Regions from separate parts of the Homo sapiens genome. Here regions 1, 3, 4 and 5 are each linked to region 2. The links are chromatin contacts, found by Hi-C or POLR2A ChIA-PET in ENCODE. All regions are on one chromosome and are shown on one strand. Each heading gives the region's core, a stretch centred on a gene start or an enhancer-like site at or near the end of the contact. The rest is flanking DNA. Distances are from core to core; before and after follow the strand shown. Region 1 holds the start of TLK2 (tousled like kinase 2). Region 2 holds the start of TANC2 (tetratricopeptide repeat, ankyrin repeat and coiled-coil containing 2). Region 3 holds the start of MRC2 (mannose receptor C-type 2). Region 4 overlaps MRC2 (mannose receptor C-type 2). Region 5 overlaps TLK2 (tousled like kinase 2).

Evidence for each region. A loop is a pair of places that touch in the nucleus more often than their neighbours do. ChIA-PET counts read pairs that join two places held with the same protein, here RNA polymerase II (POLR2A). Pooled maps may share reads with other maps.
Region 1: a loop to region 2 is called in a map of CD4-positive, alpha-beta T cell, with 7 times the contacts of the local background. The contact joins the promoter of TLK2 here to the promoter of TANC2 in region 2. A Hi-C loop is called at or near these places in 2 of 168 maps with a recorded cell type or tissue (CD4-positive, alpha-beta T cell and naive thymus-derived CD4-positive, alpha-beta T cell) and 14 of 50 pooled maps.
Region 3: a loop to region 2 is called in a map of IMR-90, with 5 times the contacts of the local background. The contact joins the promoter of MRC2 here to the promoter of TANC2 in region 2. A Hi-C loop is called at or near these places in 2 of 168 maps with a recorded cell type or tissue (IMR-90 and chondrocyte) and 7 of 50 pooled maps.
Region 4: a loop to region 2 is called in a map of naive thymus-derived CD4-positive, alpha-beta T cell, with 5 times the contacts of the local background. The contact joins the enhancer-like site here to the promoter of TANC2 in region 2. A Hi-C loop is called at or near these places in 1 of 168 maps with a recorded cell type or tissue (naive thymus-derived CD4-positive, alpha-beta T cell) and 17 of 50 pooled maps. POLR2A ChIA-PET finds 5 or more read pairs at or near these places in 2 of 52 experiments (H1 and naive thymus-derived CD8-positive, alpha-beta T cell).
Region 5: a loop to region 2 is called in a map of heart right ventricle, with 2.6 times the contacts of the local background. The contact joins the enhancer-like site here to the promoter of TANC2 in region 2. A Hi-C loop is called at or near these places in 3 of 168 maps with a recorded cell type or tissue (PC-3, chondrocyte and heart right ventricle) and 2 of 37 single-sample maps with no recorded cell type. POLR2A ChIA-PET finds 5 or more read pairs at or near these places in 1 of 52 experiments (activated CD4-positive, alpha-beta T cell).

What each region holds. Positions count from the first base shown.
Region 1 is chr17:62,477,386-62,480,085 of GRCh38, reverse strand. TLK2 (tousled like kinase 2) reads right to left here and starts at 1,261. Exons shown (of 22, transcript NM_006852.6): 1 at 796-1,261. RefSeq lists silencers at 497-886, 1,377-1,676, 1,857-1,996, 2,107-2,156.
Region 2 is chr17:62,964,929-62,967,628 of GRCh38, reverse strand. TANC2 (tetratricopeptide repeat, ankyrin repeat and coiled-coil containing 2) reads right to left here and starts at 1,394. Exons shown (of 28, transcript NM_001394998.1): 1 at 880-1,394. RefSeq lists a silencer at 1,318-1,507.
Region 3 is chr17:62,626,385-62,629,084 of GRCh38, reverse strand. It overlaps MRC2 (mannose receptor C-type 2), which reads right to left and starts at 1,415. Exons shown (of 30, transcript NM_006039.5): 1 at 1,165-1,415. The coding sequence starts at 1,282. LOC107985020 (a long non-coding RNA gene) reads left to right here and starts at 1,035. Exons shown (of 2, transcript XR_001752961.3): 1 at 1,035-1,240; 2 at 2,076-2,648. RefSeq lists silencers at 786-855, 1,056-1,495 and an enhancer at 2,689-2,700.
Region 4 is chr17:62,651,618-62,654,317 of GRCh38, reverse strand. All of the region lies in intron 1 of MRC2 (mannose receptor C-type 2), which reads right to left. Among named protein-coding and RNA genes, the nearest start is that of MRC2, 25 kb to the right of the region's middle. RefSeq lists enhancers at 1-330, 1,043-1,753, 1,754-2,465. Within about 2 kb of position 1,362, at least 27 of the 41 ENCODE cell types and tissues checked have a DNase peak (open chromatin) inside an H3K27ac peak, as active enhancers do.
Region 5 is chr17:62,571,302-62,574,001 of GRCh38, reverse strand. TLK2 (tousled like kinase 2) reads right to left here. Exons shown (of 22, transcript NM_006852.6): 12 at 635-787. Among named protein-coding and RNA genes, the nearest start is that of MRC2, 55 kb to the left of the region's middle. RefSeq lists a silencer at 1-187. Within about 2 kb of position 1,346, at least 2 of the 41 ENCODE cell types and tissues checked have a DNase peak (open chromatin) inside an H3K27ac peak, as active enhancers do.

The sequences.
Region 1 (2,700 bases), core at 12-2,511, 490 kb after region 2:
GAGCCTGGGGCAAAGGGGAATGAAAAGGTGACAAATTAAAGTTTCACCCACACATGCAAGTGCAGGTTAGAGAGAGAATTAGGAAATTCTCAGAAAGGTTGAAATGCATCTTTACAAAAAGAAAAAGAAGGAAAAAAAAGAGACTGGGAGAATGAGTTTCCCCCGTGGCCTTCCTCGCGTCTTGCCCTGCCCTAATCGAGGTCGGAATGGCAAAGGTTGCAGTCTCTCCCAAACCCCAAGGTCTCTCGCAACACTTCCCAAACCTCCATCCCCAGGCCCGGCCCGGAAAATGACGCCCCGGCGGTTATTCCGTTTAATGTCAACTCATGTTAAGGAAATAGCCACTCCGTCTAATTCCAGCGGGGCCTTGGACTGGGATCCTCCCTGCAGCCCACAGCCGGGAAGCAGGAGCGATGGGGCCTGGTCCCGGCGCCCCTCGCCGGCTCCAAACTTTCCCCAACTCCAGGCCCACCTGTCACGGAGGAAGGGAGGGCCGGCTCTCGGGGGCGCCCGGGAGGCTGCCGAGGCCTCCAGCTGCCTGGGGGCCCCCGTCTCTCCTCCGGCCGCCGGCCCCAATCCCAGGCCGGGGCCGCCTGGGCCTCCCCCATCTTCTGCCCGGCCCCTCAGCGACCCGCAGCCCTCAGGGAGCCCCTCCCGCCTCAGCGCCCAGGAGCTGCGGTCCGGAGCCGGCCCCGAGCTGGGCCCAGGTCGCAGGCTCCTCAGGCCAAAGGGGTCCCCAGGACGGTTAATGCCCCAGGCCTGGAGTCCTCCCCCGCCCGGGGCTCAGCCTCTCACCTGCCGCCGCCGCCGCCGCCGCTCCACGCTCCTCCCGGGAGGGGCCCCGACCCGACCCGGCTGCGGACCGCTCCGCTCTCCCCCTGGGCAGGCCCGGGGCGGAGCCGGGGCCTCTCCTGAGCGCCGCAACCCCCCGCCCGGGCAGCCGCCGCCGGCGCCGGGCTCCACGAGAGGGCGGGCGGGGGAGGGGGGGCACGAAGGCCGCAGATCCCCGGGCTCGCGTACAGAGCCAGGCGCCCGACGCGGGCCCGGGCCCGGGCGGCCGCGGGGGGCGCGGGACCGGCCTCCTGGCGCCGGACAAAGGCCAAGGGAGGCGCAGGAGGGCCCAGGCCGGGCCAGGAGGTGGGGGCCCGCTCGGCTGGGGGCCACTCGGGTGCGGCGCGGAGGGCGGGGGGGTCGGAACCGCTGGTGCCCAGGACCCGCCTCCGGCCCCTTAATCCGGATCGGTTCGGTCCGGATTAGTAGTGATCGGTGTAAACACACTAGTGAAACCGCGTGTTTCCTCGCGAGATTTGCACGGCTGGGAGGCGGGGGGGGTCCTGGGGGGGTGGGGGAAGCGCCGACAGTGGGGGAGCAGGGGGAGGGGACGAGGAAGGTGGGGGGGGGTCCCCGCTGCCCCGGCGCCCCGCCTTCTCCAATCAGCGGCCGCGCTGCCGGGCAGGGGTTAACCAGGGGACCCCGCGCCGGCGGAGGAAGCCGCGCCTCGCCGGACGGCTGAGGGCGGGCGACGGGCGGCGCCGGCTGACGGGCCGCAACGCGAGGGGAGGTCCGGCGGCCCGGGGCGCCCTGCGACTGCCCGAGGCCGGAGGCCCGGAGGACCCGCCGCCGCCTTTGTGTCGCCGGCCCCCGCCCCGCTGGACTGGCCCGGGCCGGGGCGGTTGGGCCGGCGCTGAAGGGGCTTGGCCGCCCGGGTCCACCCGTTCCCGGATCCGCCTCGCCGGCCCCCGCGCCCGCCCAACCCCTGCCCAGCCCCTCGGCTCCGCGAGTTTGGGTGAGAAGTGCGGCGGCTTTTCCCAGGGATGGAGTTTAGAGGACGCTAATCCTATGTGTGAGCGGCGGACCCCGCCCGGACTTCCCGGAGGCGCCCGGTTAGTGAGGCGACGGCGCCCACCCGCGTTCGCGGGCTCCCGGCCGCCACTCCCCGGAGCCGCCGGCCCGCCCCAGCCCCGCGCGTCGCCCGGGAGGGCGGGCTGCACTCCCTCCACGTACCTGGCTGGCAGAGCGTCTCCAGGGACAAAAGGTGCCCTGGGATCAAAGCCGAGCCCCCGCCCCCGCGGGGATGCTGCCCTCCGGAAGGAGGGGCGCTGCCCCCAAGGTACTCTCCCCGGGCACCCAGGGGGAGGTTCCATTTCAACCTCCGATGAAAAACACGGCCCTCCCGGGTACTTAGGAGGGTCTGAGGGTAAGTGCCAAGATGGAGAAAACACGCCGGCCCCTCACAGAGTATCTCCTGAGGAATGAGAACTATCTAGCGGGCAAGGAGGGCTTCCTGCATAGCAGAGGGCACCCCCTCTGATCCCCCAAGGCCAAGGGAAAAAAATCACTCTTCACCGGCGCCCCTGAGCCAGGACAGGCTCCAGTGCAGCCACCCACCTTATAATTTTCCGCGGATGCTGCCTTGATCAGATGTCTGAAGATGACTTTAAGGACTACAAGCAAATCTCAAGGGAAAAATTCAGACCTTGAACAACAGCCTTGAACTTTTTCAGGGTTAGACAAGTACTCCCCAGTGGAGTTTCTGCCCTTATTTCTTCGTTCTTCTCTTAATTCTTCCATATTTTAACAGAACACAGACCTGCCGAAACGACACAGGATGGCTCTTTGCTTTTTGTTAGTTCTCCAACCTTCCAAACCCTTGGGGCACATGCAAGCACTGTGGAAAAACTTCATTAAACCAAGAGTCAT
Region 2 (2,700 bases), core at 145-2,644:
TCCCTTTGCCTAATGATCTTTAACTCATAATTATGGTCAAGACGTTTGGGGTTTTGTTTGTTTCTTTTCCTGGAGAGGAGCAGAGAAGAGAGTGAAAGACACCCGAAACACCAAATCTTCTTCCTAATGTTAATTATCATTGTTTATGTTTTGTGAAGACCATTCTAAACATTCCACACCTGGAAATGAAGACTGGATACAATTGTACCAATGCTCTACACGCTGATGGCAAAACCTGGAATTATTTTAGCCCTATTTTTTCTTTCCAATCTCACAGCCAGACACAATTTGCTTTTTTTCTTTCACGTGGTTACTTTCTCTACCTCAAAAAAAATAGCTTATCATAGCTCCTCCCGATTTCCTATGGCAAAATATCTAGCAATGAGCCTTATTAATCTTTTATTATGCTACACCTCCTTTCCCAGAGGAATTATTAATATCGCTAATAACACTTCGACCATGAATTTCAACGCCACAGAGGCCAGCCCATCCTGTGCCTTACCTGGCACATTTCGCAACTACTTTTATGCTGCATTCTGGGGGCACATTTTGCAACTCGTTCTGCACCACATTCCCTGCCACGTTTAGCAATCCGCCTCGCATCTTATCCTTGGTCCCCGTCATCCAGAGACGCTCTAGGTACCAAATTCCATGACATCTTCGGTGACAGCCAAGTGGCGACCCCACACGCCTCTGAAGCCCGCCTTGGTGTCATATTCGGAGCCAGCCTTCCCCACGCCTTGGACACCGAGGCACTTCGCTGCCCATTTCGCCGTCTCCCCGCTCGCCCCCGCCCCTCTCCCCGGAGCCGAGGCTGTGGAGGCGAACGACCCTGTCACTGAAGCGACCTTTCCTCGCCCTGCTCCCCGGGCCCCTTACCTGCCGCTCTGAGGGGCTCTCTGCACCTCCGGGTCAAGCCCCAGTCCCCGGGGTCTCCTGTGAGGACCGCGCCGCCCGCCGGCGCCGCCCGCGATTCCCGGAGCACCTCGCAGTCCTCCAACGCCCCGCGGCGAGTCTGCACCCCGGAACGGCGCGGCGGGGCCTCGCAGCCGGCGAGCGCAGCCCGCGGCGGTGCTCCTGTCAGCGGCGGCTCGGGGGCCAGCTCTCGCCCCTCGGCTCGGCTCGGCGGCGGCGGGCGCCTCGCTCCGCCTAGCGCGCGGCACAGCCGGGAGGTGAGCGCGAGGGGGATGGGAATGGGGGCGGGGCCGCCCGAAGGAGGCGCGGAGGGCGGTGGCGGCGGGAGGGCAGCGCCAGCGGCCCTAGGCCGGGCGCTCGGAGCGCTCGCAGCTTCCCCCGCCGGGCGGGCGGCTCGCGCGAGGCGGCTGTGCCAGCGGGCCCCGCCGGAGCAGCGCGCCCAGCAACCCGCGCCCCGCCGGCCGCTCGCTAGCGCCGCCGCCGCGCTGGGGGCGTCGCACCCTCTGAGGCCGCCCGCAGCCCCGCCCCCTCCGGGCTGGGGTGGGGAGGGGCGCGAGCGCGGAGGGAGCGCGCGTGCGTGGGGGCGCGTGCGTGGTGGAGCGCGCGCGCCCCCGCCCCTTCCACAGTTTGGGGGTGGGGAACGGCTGGAAGAGGGAGTGGGGACGCAGCCCTCCTCCGCGCGGAGAGACGGGGCCCTGGCTCTGGCGCTCTGGGATGTCCTGGCATTTCTCGTATCCCCGGGGGGCTCGGACTTGTGGGTGGCATTTGGAGGGGCAGCAGGGAGGACGCTCGGTAACTGACAAGGCCCTACATAGTTGGGCTCCGCCCTCAGGGGTGATGTCACTCTCGAGGTGGCTGCTGCTGTCACGTGCGCCCATTTCAGGGCCTGTCCTCCTGCTTTGATGACCGGAATGCTCTCCTAGATCTCCCCCACTTCGGTCACCTCAGGCACATATCACTCTGAGAGTCCTCGAAGCCTACAAGTGTCAGTTATTCTTTCCCGGATTCTCAGTGGTAGTTTGTAGACGACTTCAAAAGGCCACGGTTGGCTGTGGGGAGAATCAGAATGAGAAAGAAAAACAAAACAACAGTGGGGTTTGTGGGGAGACCGAGACTGTTATTTAGAATAATGGCTGAAAATTCACCAACCACAGCTTGCAAACCTGAGGTAAAGTCGTGGCGCTGCTTCTGTCACTGCCAGGTTGACTAAGAAGTAGCGTGGTTTTAAGAGCTGGTCGACAAGGGCGGGAAAGCCACCACATTAATACCTCGTCGAACGATGTTAGGTCATATTTCACCCTCCACCTAGATCTTCTTCCCCTCTACTGTTTCCCTCCTATCATAAAACAGCAAGTCGGCTGTGGGAGGTATTTGGGACATAAACATCATCGCGTGCTGCAAGATGATGCGAAGCAATCACCGTTACCAACTCTGCCCGGCTCGCCTTCCCTTCCATAAACTGAGATGACCTTTCGTGGTCATCCAACTTCTTAATCAGATGACATGATTGGAAATAGATGCGCCAAATTACATCAATCAAGGAAGCTCTGTCTGTGGCGCTTCCAAGGTAGAGAGGTTTGTTTGATAACAGCACTTTAATCTGCCCCATCCTGTAGCACTTCATCCAGGAGTTTCTTCGATTTTCAAAAATTAGTATTAATTTCAGAACAATACAAGAAACTGGATATGAACATGTCCATCCAACAGCTCTTCTTTACAGTGAATGCTTGCAAAGTCAGAGCTAGAGCAGCTTTGAATAATACAGCTAACATGGCAAGGTGAAGG
Region 3 (2,700 bases), core at 166-2,665, 340 kb after region 2:
CCCGGGGGTCTCCGGTTGGTGTGAATGTGGGTCACCGTGGCCCCCACCTTTCCCATCTGGCAGATATGTGTCTTGTGCCTACGTCACGCCAGGCCAACCCAGCAAGCACGGGCCAGGCTGGAGGCCCCAGACTCTCCAGGGGGCTGTCTGGTCCTTGCACAAAACTGCAGACACTGCACGGACTGTCCCCATCCCCCAATTAAACAGCCAGCAGGACCAAGCTGGGCCGGGCGATTCCCCCGGTCACTCCAGACACCCCCACCCCCACTCCCCCAGGAAGTGGATCTTTCCTTTCAACTCTTAGATTCTTGGCGAGGGATCTGTCTGTCCCCACACTTCACTGTTACCCCTGAATAAGGAGCAGGAAGAGAATGGCACAGTTTTGGGGTTTTCTGATTTTTGTTTTGTTTCCTGTTCGTTGGGTTTTAAAATCTTTAGCAGCTCTTTTGCCGCTCAAGGTCTGTCCCCTCTGGAGGGCCACTAGTGTGCCCAGAGCTGCCCACGCTACGCAACATCACAGCACGGCGGCGCCCAGCCTGTTGCTGCGTCCCAGTGGCAGGAGCCTCCTCACAGGGCTGCCGAGCTCACGCGGGGCGGATGCCGCGCGCCACAAGCCTCCTTGAAGACTAAGTGTGGAAAAGAAAATATCAACGCCCACGAGATGCAGGGGGCGGGGGGAAGGTGGGGGAAACGAACCCTCGCGGATAGTTGGAAAGCCGTCCTAACGCATCAGTCCTGGGGCAGAGCGAGGAGACTGGGCCCGGGAACTCCCGGACAGAGAGCCCTGGCTCCCCGGGCGCGCCCTGCAGGTCCCCTGCCGAGGACGGGCCGGCGCCGGGTGGTCCGGGAGCGCGGTGCGCGGGGGTCCTCAAGAGCCCACCCGCTTCCTCCTAGGCTGCTGGAGTCCCCCGGGCTCCCCTCCCCCGCCGCCCGCCACATCTGGTTCCACTCAGGTCCTCCCCCACCTCTAGGCGCGCTCCTCCTCCCCTCTCCTCCCCCGCTTTCAGAAAAGCGGAGACGAGTTTTAAAAACCCAGTCACACACACACGCACACACGCTTCTGGAGAAAAGAGGGGGGAAAAGGAGGGAAAAGTCGAGAGCGGCCCGCGCCTCGGCGCTCCCCCCGCCCGGGCCCTGAAGTTGGCCAAGTTGGCAGCGCCTTACCCGGGAGGGCGGCGTCCCCAGGGGCGCCGGGACGGCCGAGGTGCAGGCACCCGAGGAGCAGGACGCAGCGCAGCAGGTGACGAGGCCAGGGCGCGGGGGCCGGCCGGCCGGGCCCCATCCCCGAGCGCGGCGCTCAGTGGACGCGGGGACCGAGGGCGCACAGGCGCAACGCGCTGTGGCAGCCCCGAGGCTGGGCTGTGATGACCGCCCGCAAGGGGCTCGCGTCCTCCTCCGGGTCGGGACGAAGTGATGCCTCCCGGGGAGGAGGAGGGAGGAGGCAGCCCGGGCGGAGGGAGGGCGGAGGGAGGAGCGCAGAACCGGGGAGGAGGGTTCGAGGGGTAGAGGGGAAGGGAAGTGGGCAGCGTGGGAGGGGAAGGGGAGGAGGCGCGGGTCTGGGGCTAGAGCGTCGGGAGGGAGAGAAAGGGGTGGCGGAGAGGAGGACACGCCGGGTCCAGGAGGACCCCAGCGTGCGCCCTTTCTCTTGCTGCTCTGTTTCCCAGTCTCTCCCCGCCTCGCCTTCCCTCTCTTCTGTCCCGGCCAGGATCCCCAGACGCTGCGTCACAACTCCCCCGCTGGCGCGGGCGGGGAAGCAACTGCAAAACTTTCCGCAAACTTCACGGCGTGGTGGGACCTGGGCTACGAGGTCCGGCCAGCCCGGGGCGGGGGCGTGCAGCTGACCCAGGTGGCCAGACCCGGGCCGCCAGCATCCGCCCCGCCATCCCGCCTCTTTCTGCGGGCGTCTCCAGCAGCCTAGCATCCCCTACCTCCATGCCGAGGAGGACCCCTCCCCCGGTCTGGTGGGGAAGGGGCGGAGCCCAGGGCCTGGCCACCAGGGCGAAGATTGGGGGAGGGGGAGGCAGAGCCCTTGTTACGTGTGCGGAGCGCAACAATTCTTGCACGTCTTGTTTTAGCATTTTCGTGACCCCTGTGTCAGTGTTCCCGGTGCAGGAGTGTAGCACTTTTGCTTGTTGGGGCTGCATCCAGAAACCTGGGGAAAATCTGTCCACTGGACGTCTCAGAAGACCGGCATCATCACTCCCACCAACTGGACTGCTGGCCGGTAGCAAAAGACCAGCTGGAAATTTCATAAAAGGTTAGACAATCCACAGTTACTCAGTGTTACGCAACAGGTCTCTGCAGCACAGAGCACGAACTGGGGAGTCAGGATGCTGGAGTCCAGCCCTGCCTCTCTGCGGATTCCCTGCCTGACCTTGGGAAAGCCTCTTGGGGTCTCGGGGCATAGGGCAGGACTGAGACGTTGAGACCCCAAGTGCAAAGAAGACACATTTCTCCTACCACGAGTAATCAAAAACACTATGAAACTGTAATATGGGCCGGGTGCGGTGGCTCACGCCTGTAATCACACTTTCGGAGGCCGAGGAGATTGAGCCCAGGAGTTGAAGACCAGCCTGGGCAACATAGGCAGATCCCATCTCATTTTGTTAATATAAAATTTTTAAATAATAATAAAACTGTAATATAAATTGTATTGTTTCCTATCTTGTCCACCTTGGTATGTTTTTTGGAAATAAATTC
Region 4 (2,700 bases), core at 113-2,612, 310 kb after region 2:
AAGGCTGCAGGCAGGAACGCAGGGCCCAGCGACCACCTGGCTTAGCTCCTGGAAAGCTGGGGGCTGGAGGACAGCTGGCCAGCCCTGGAGGGGACTCAGTTCCATCCCTGAGGGCATGGCAGGGTGGCCTCCAGCCTCTGAGCCTCTCTCCCTTCACTGCCCCTCCCCAGGCCACGCAGAGGCGAGGGGTCATCCCAGGGAGAGCCAGAGGCCGCCTGAAAGGGCCGCCAGCCAAGAGGAGCAGCTGTTTTCAATGAGCTGCTTAACCTCCAGGCCAGGCCTGGAAATGTCCTTGAGTCAGCAGAAGCTGCCAGCCCCACCCTGCTAAGAGGCCAACCCTGGGGACCCAGCACCCCACCCTGCACCACCCCTGGCTAGAGACTGTGTCCACGTACATGCATGCACATTAGATCCTGGGCTGGACGAGGGGGGCATTGCTTCCATGGAGGACGGGGGTTACATGATATCGAAGCCCAATACCCCGCCCAACTGTGCAACATCCCCACCGACATCCTGAACCATGGTGGGTTTCCCTCTACCGGCCACCTTCCCCTTTTCACACCCTCCTCCCTCCTCCCCAACAGCCCCTCCATCCCAGCCAGGCCAAACTGCTTTCCTCCCACAGCTTAAAGTGCTTGTGCCTAAAACCTACACACACAGTCCCAGTGTTGCGCTGTTGCTGTCACAGGCCACCCTTTGTAGAGCAGTGGCGGGCTTCCCCCACCAGTCATTTCCAGAGATGCTTTTCTCCCCACTTCAAATCTCTGTGCTGCAGACTGTGATATCCTGTGTTCTAGGAAGACATTAAATCACACTCTGGCAGGGAATGGGTGGAGAGGTGGGACTGTCCCTCCACCTACTAAATGCAGGCGGTGGTGGGGAAGGCGACTGTCACCTTTCCCGCGGTTTTGCTGATCCTCCAGACCCCGCCCCGGGGGTGGGGGCGGGGGTGGGGGTAATGCGGGCTGAGTGGAAGCTAGCCCCGCCCCTGGGGTTCTCTGGGAAGGCAAATCCTCACCCGCGCTGGCCTTCCCCTTCGCAGTGTCATGGTGTTTGATCTCATCCCCTGCTGGCTTTTGTCTTAGACCAAAGCATCACAGTATTTTCGGCCAGTCCTCCCCCAGGCCCCCCTTGCCGGAGGAACTGGAGAGCGGCCGCGCTACAGCAAGCAGCAATCGCTCTCGCCTCCAGCCTCTGCTCCGGGCAGCGCCCGGCCCTTTCCTCCCACTGGCTCTTCCTCACCGGGGGTCACCAGGCCTGGATCCCCAGAGTCCGAGCATCCCGGGGGCGGGCACACCTTGACCCCTTTCTCCCCCAACCCAGTGCCCAGGATCTGGGGCTCCCAGATCCACCTGCTCTTGGAGTTCCGAGTCTTCTCTGCTTCTGCTCCCAAGGGGCACCCCTGCCCCCGCCATCGTGCGCCCCCAACTCCAAGGAGCGCCCCTCCCCAAGCCACCGTTCGCCCTCAATCTGCGGCACGCCCCTCCCCCCGCCACCGTGTGCCCCTCCCTCCACCGAGCACCCCTCCCCCTGCCATCGTGCACCCCCCCAAGCGGCGCCACTTCCTCTGTCACCGTGAGCCCCCTCTCCACTGGGCGCCCCTCCCTCCACCGCCGTGCGCCCCTCAATCTGTGGCACTTCCCGCTCCGCCGCCTCCCGCCCAGCTAGACAAATGCCCGGTCTGCGTGGCCGCTGCCCCTGGCGCCGTCTGCTAGCCCGCAGCCAAAATAAACAGCCCAAGAGCCACTTCCTTCCCCGTGGGGGGAATTTTCACAACGACGGCTGGCTCCAGTCGCGGCAGGAAGTGGCTTTCTGGGCCAACGATCCAACCTCATTGACCAGGCCGCTGAGGGCAGAATTCGGGAATGGGACCCGGAGCGCGGGGGCGGAGGCAGAGCCTCGCCGTGGCCACGCGATCACTTGTGCCCTCGCGGGGACCCCATCGCCGACAGCGGCCACCACTCCATAACGCAGGTGCGGAAGGCCTCTGCCGAGCCACACCTGTTCATTTCTCCGTGCGGGGGTGTTGTGCGCCTGCCCTTTCTTAAAATCATGGACAGGTTAGGACTCCACGCCTGGTTGATTGAGGACGAACCAGTGAGTGACTGCGTGACTTTATTAGGAGACATCCATACGAATTTGGGGGAAAGCATTTTTTTAAAATGTAGTTTTGACAAAGTGTCTACAAGGTGTGTGGGGTGGGGAGTAACCGAAAGCGGAAATATTACACGTGCCCCTCTGGTTCATTGAAGAGTCAGCAGAAATGAAGAAAATCTTTGGGCCTTTCTGTAATTTACAATTTTCCATAGTGAAAATTTATGTTTTCTGACTTAAAAGAAAAAAACAACTTAGATACCCCCCCACAAACAAAAGAAATGTGTAGCAAAATGTATTCAACCAGAATGATTAGTTCCTGAGAAACTGAGGTTTAAAATATTAACAGTCAGGCAGGGCGCGGTGGCTCACGCCTTTAATTCCAGCATTTTGGGAGGCCGAGGCAGGTGGATCACTTAAGGCCAGGAGTTTGAGACCAGCCTGGCCAACATGGTGAAACTCCATCTCTAATAAAAATACAAAAATTAGCTGGGTATGGTGGCAGATGTGGTGGTGTATGCCTGAGGAGACTGAGGCAGGAGAATTGCTTGAACCCGGGAGGAGGAGGTTACAGTGAGCCCAGATCGCACCACTGCACTCTAGCCT
Region 5 (2,700 bases), core at 97-2,596, 390 kb after region 2:
CATTTGTGCTTAGAATTTTCTACTCCTCCTATATATGGTAGCTATGTAAATATTGTTGAGTGACAGAGAAAAAGATGACTGTACTGCAGTTTAAGATACTGGTGTTTTCCTTAGATTCCCAGAACAGGAAACAATTCTGATGAGATCAAGTTGTGGCTTATTGGGACAATGTCCTTTTCTAACATAACAGCTTTCTGGGGGGCTTATCCTAAGTTTGTGACTATTAACTAAGTGCTCTTTTGACCAGTAAAGAGCATTCTTCAGTCTGAAATAACAGCCAGGTAACTCCCATAAGATGATACTAGTGTACCACACCCTGCAGCCACATGTAAGCAATAATATCATTTCAGTACAATGACATCTTATTTGTTAACCAGGAGTGGCCAAAAGTCATGATGTCAAGTGACATTACTTTTCCCTCTCATTCAAAATGCCCTAAAGAAAGAGCAGGTTTAAGAAAATCAATTAATTTTATATGGCATTTATATGAGTTGAGCAAATCCATTAATGTAACTGAAAAGAAGGTTTAAACCTGAGTGACCTCAAGAATTTAAAACTATTGCCGGTGACAATCAACATTTGTATTTGGGGGCAGGGTGTGGTGTCTCAGCGTTCACGTCAATAAAGAACATACGTTTCATTTTCAGCTCCATTGGTCTTGCTTTTCCGCTGTTTCTGCTCATTGGTTGCAGGAGGGGCCTGACCCATGGCAGGAGGTTTCCGCTTTGCTAACATTTTCCGTTGTCTTTCTATCTCTTCCCTCTGTGAATTTATCCTTTCCTGTTGCCTAGAGATATAAAAGACGTTGTACAAAGAAAGAAAGTCAAAAGTTTTACCACAGCTATGGAACACACACAATTTGTCACTTGTGTATCCAATTTCAGAAAAAATAAGCCCCTTTAAGTCAAGTAGAGATTTGATTTTAACTTCAGATTGGAAGGGCCAAATAATTGGTGATAGATGTTTTCTGGGAATGAGTCTGTGCTTTAAGACACTAGTTATTACTATTTTCAGAGTGGACAGGAAGGAACATATCAAATTTCTATTGTGACCTTATTTTCTGACTCAGAAGGAACAATTTTCTGATTCCTTTTTAACAGCTAAGGAAACAATTCTCTGATCTGAACCCATTAAAAGTAAATCGTATTTTAAAAGTTGTAAAAAGTTCCAAGTTCTATTTTATTTTTCTTTGGATGAAAGCTTCTCAGTTTTACGTAAAAAGATACCAAGTTTGTAGGATGCTAAAGAAAGTAAACAAGATTTTCTTTTTAGACCTATCCTTTATTCTAGTCTAAGGGAGCCATTACTACTCTACACGTCAACCCCGCCCACTGATACAGTGACACCTAGATTAAGTTTTTAAAAGAAAAATACATTTGGAGAAAGCACAACGAAGTCTTCCAACTAGTAAGAACTCCTTAGGGAATAGTATACAAAATGAATTAGTATAAAACATATTTTACAACTGCAGTTAATCTAACACCATTACCATTAGAGTATTTCCTAATAAGATGTCACATTTTTCTGTGATTAACTAGTTTACAAATTAGGGACCAATAAAAACTCCATTGTAAAAAAAAAAAACACTTTCTCTCATGTATCCTACCACCTAACAGATATTAAGGTTTACAGACTTGGTATATAAAAACATACAAAATTGGAGATTAACCATCTAACAGGTTAGTCTTTAAGTCACCCACTATAATTGACAATCAAATGATAGCTCCCTTCTCCTTCTTCCTCTACTGTGCTTTTCCACACATTCTCTTTTGTGGAACCAACCTTCATTTTTGTGGAATAATAAATCTTTTTTTTTTTTTTTTTTGAGACAGAGCCTCACTCTGTTGCCCAGGCTGGGATGCAGTGGCACGATCTCAGCTCTCAGCTCACTGCAAGCTCTGTCTCCCAAGTTCAAGTGATTCTCGTGCCTCAGCCTCCCTAATAGCTGGGATTACAGGTGTGCGCCACCATGCCCAGTTAATTTTTGTATTGTTTTAGTAGAGACAGGGTTTCATCATGTTGGCTAGGCTGGTCTCAAACTCTTGACTTCAAGTGATCCACCCGCCTCAGCCTCCCAAAGTGCTGGGATTACAGGCATGAGCCACCGTGCCCGGCAAAATCTAATTTTTTAAAACCTACACTCAAATGGAAGTTGCTCTACCCTCTTCCCTGAACATTGCTGTCAGATCTTTTCCAGATTCAGTACAGTATCTTTCGTGGAAGAACGACAAGCAGAAAACCAAGATTACTCTAAGGTAGATACCCACAATACAGTTTATTCGAACATATCTAGAAGGGCAATGCTGTATGCAAAATTAACCTAATCAGAGTATTACAAAGAAACAGCCAGTCACTTGATAATACTATGCCCTTGGCTTCAAGATGAGCCAGGTCACTGATTAGACATCAATCGAACAGCAAAATGAAAATGATAATTCAAGAGTTTTCTGTTTGCCTGAAAATTCTTTTTGATTATTAGCTAGACCTCCTCATCCCTACTCACAGAACACATATAAGGATGGCTCTCCATATCCATGGATTCAACCAACTGCAGATTGAAAATACACGAAAAAAAAAAGATGGCTGCATCTATACTGAATATGTACAAACTTTTTTCCTTATTATTCCATAAACAATATAGTATGACAATTATTTACATAGCATTTACATTTATTAGGTATTATAGGTAATCCAGAGGTG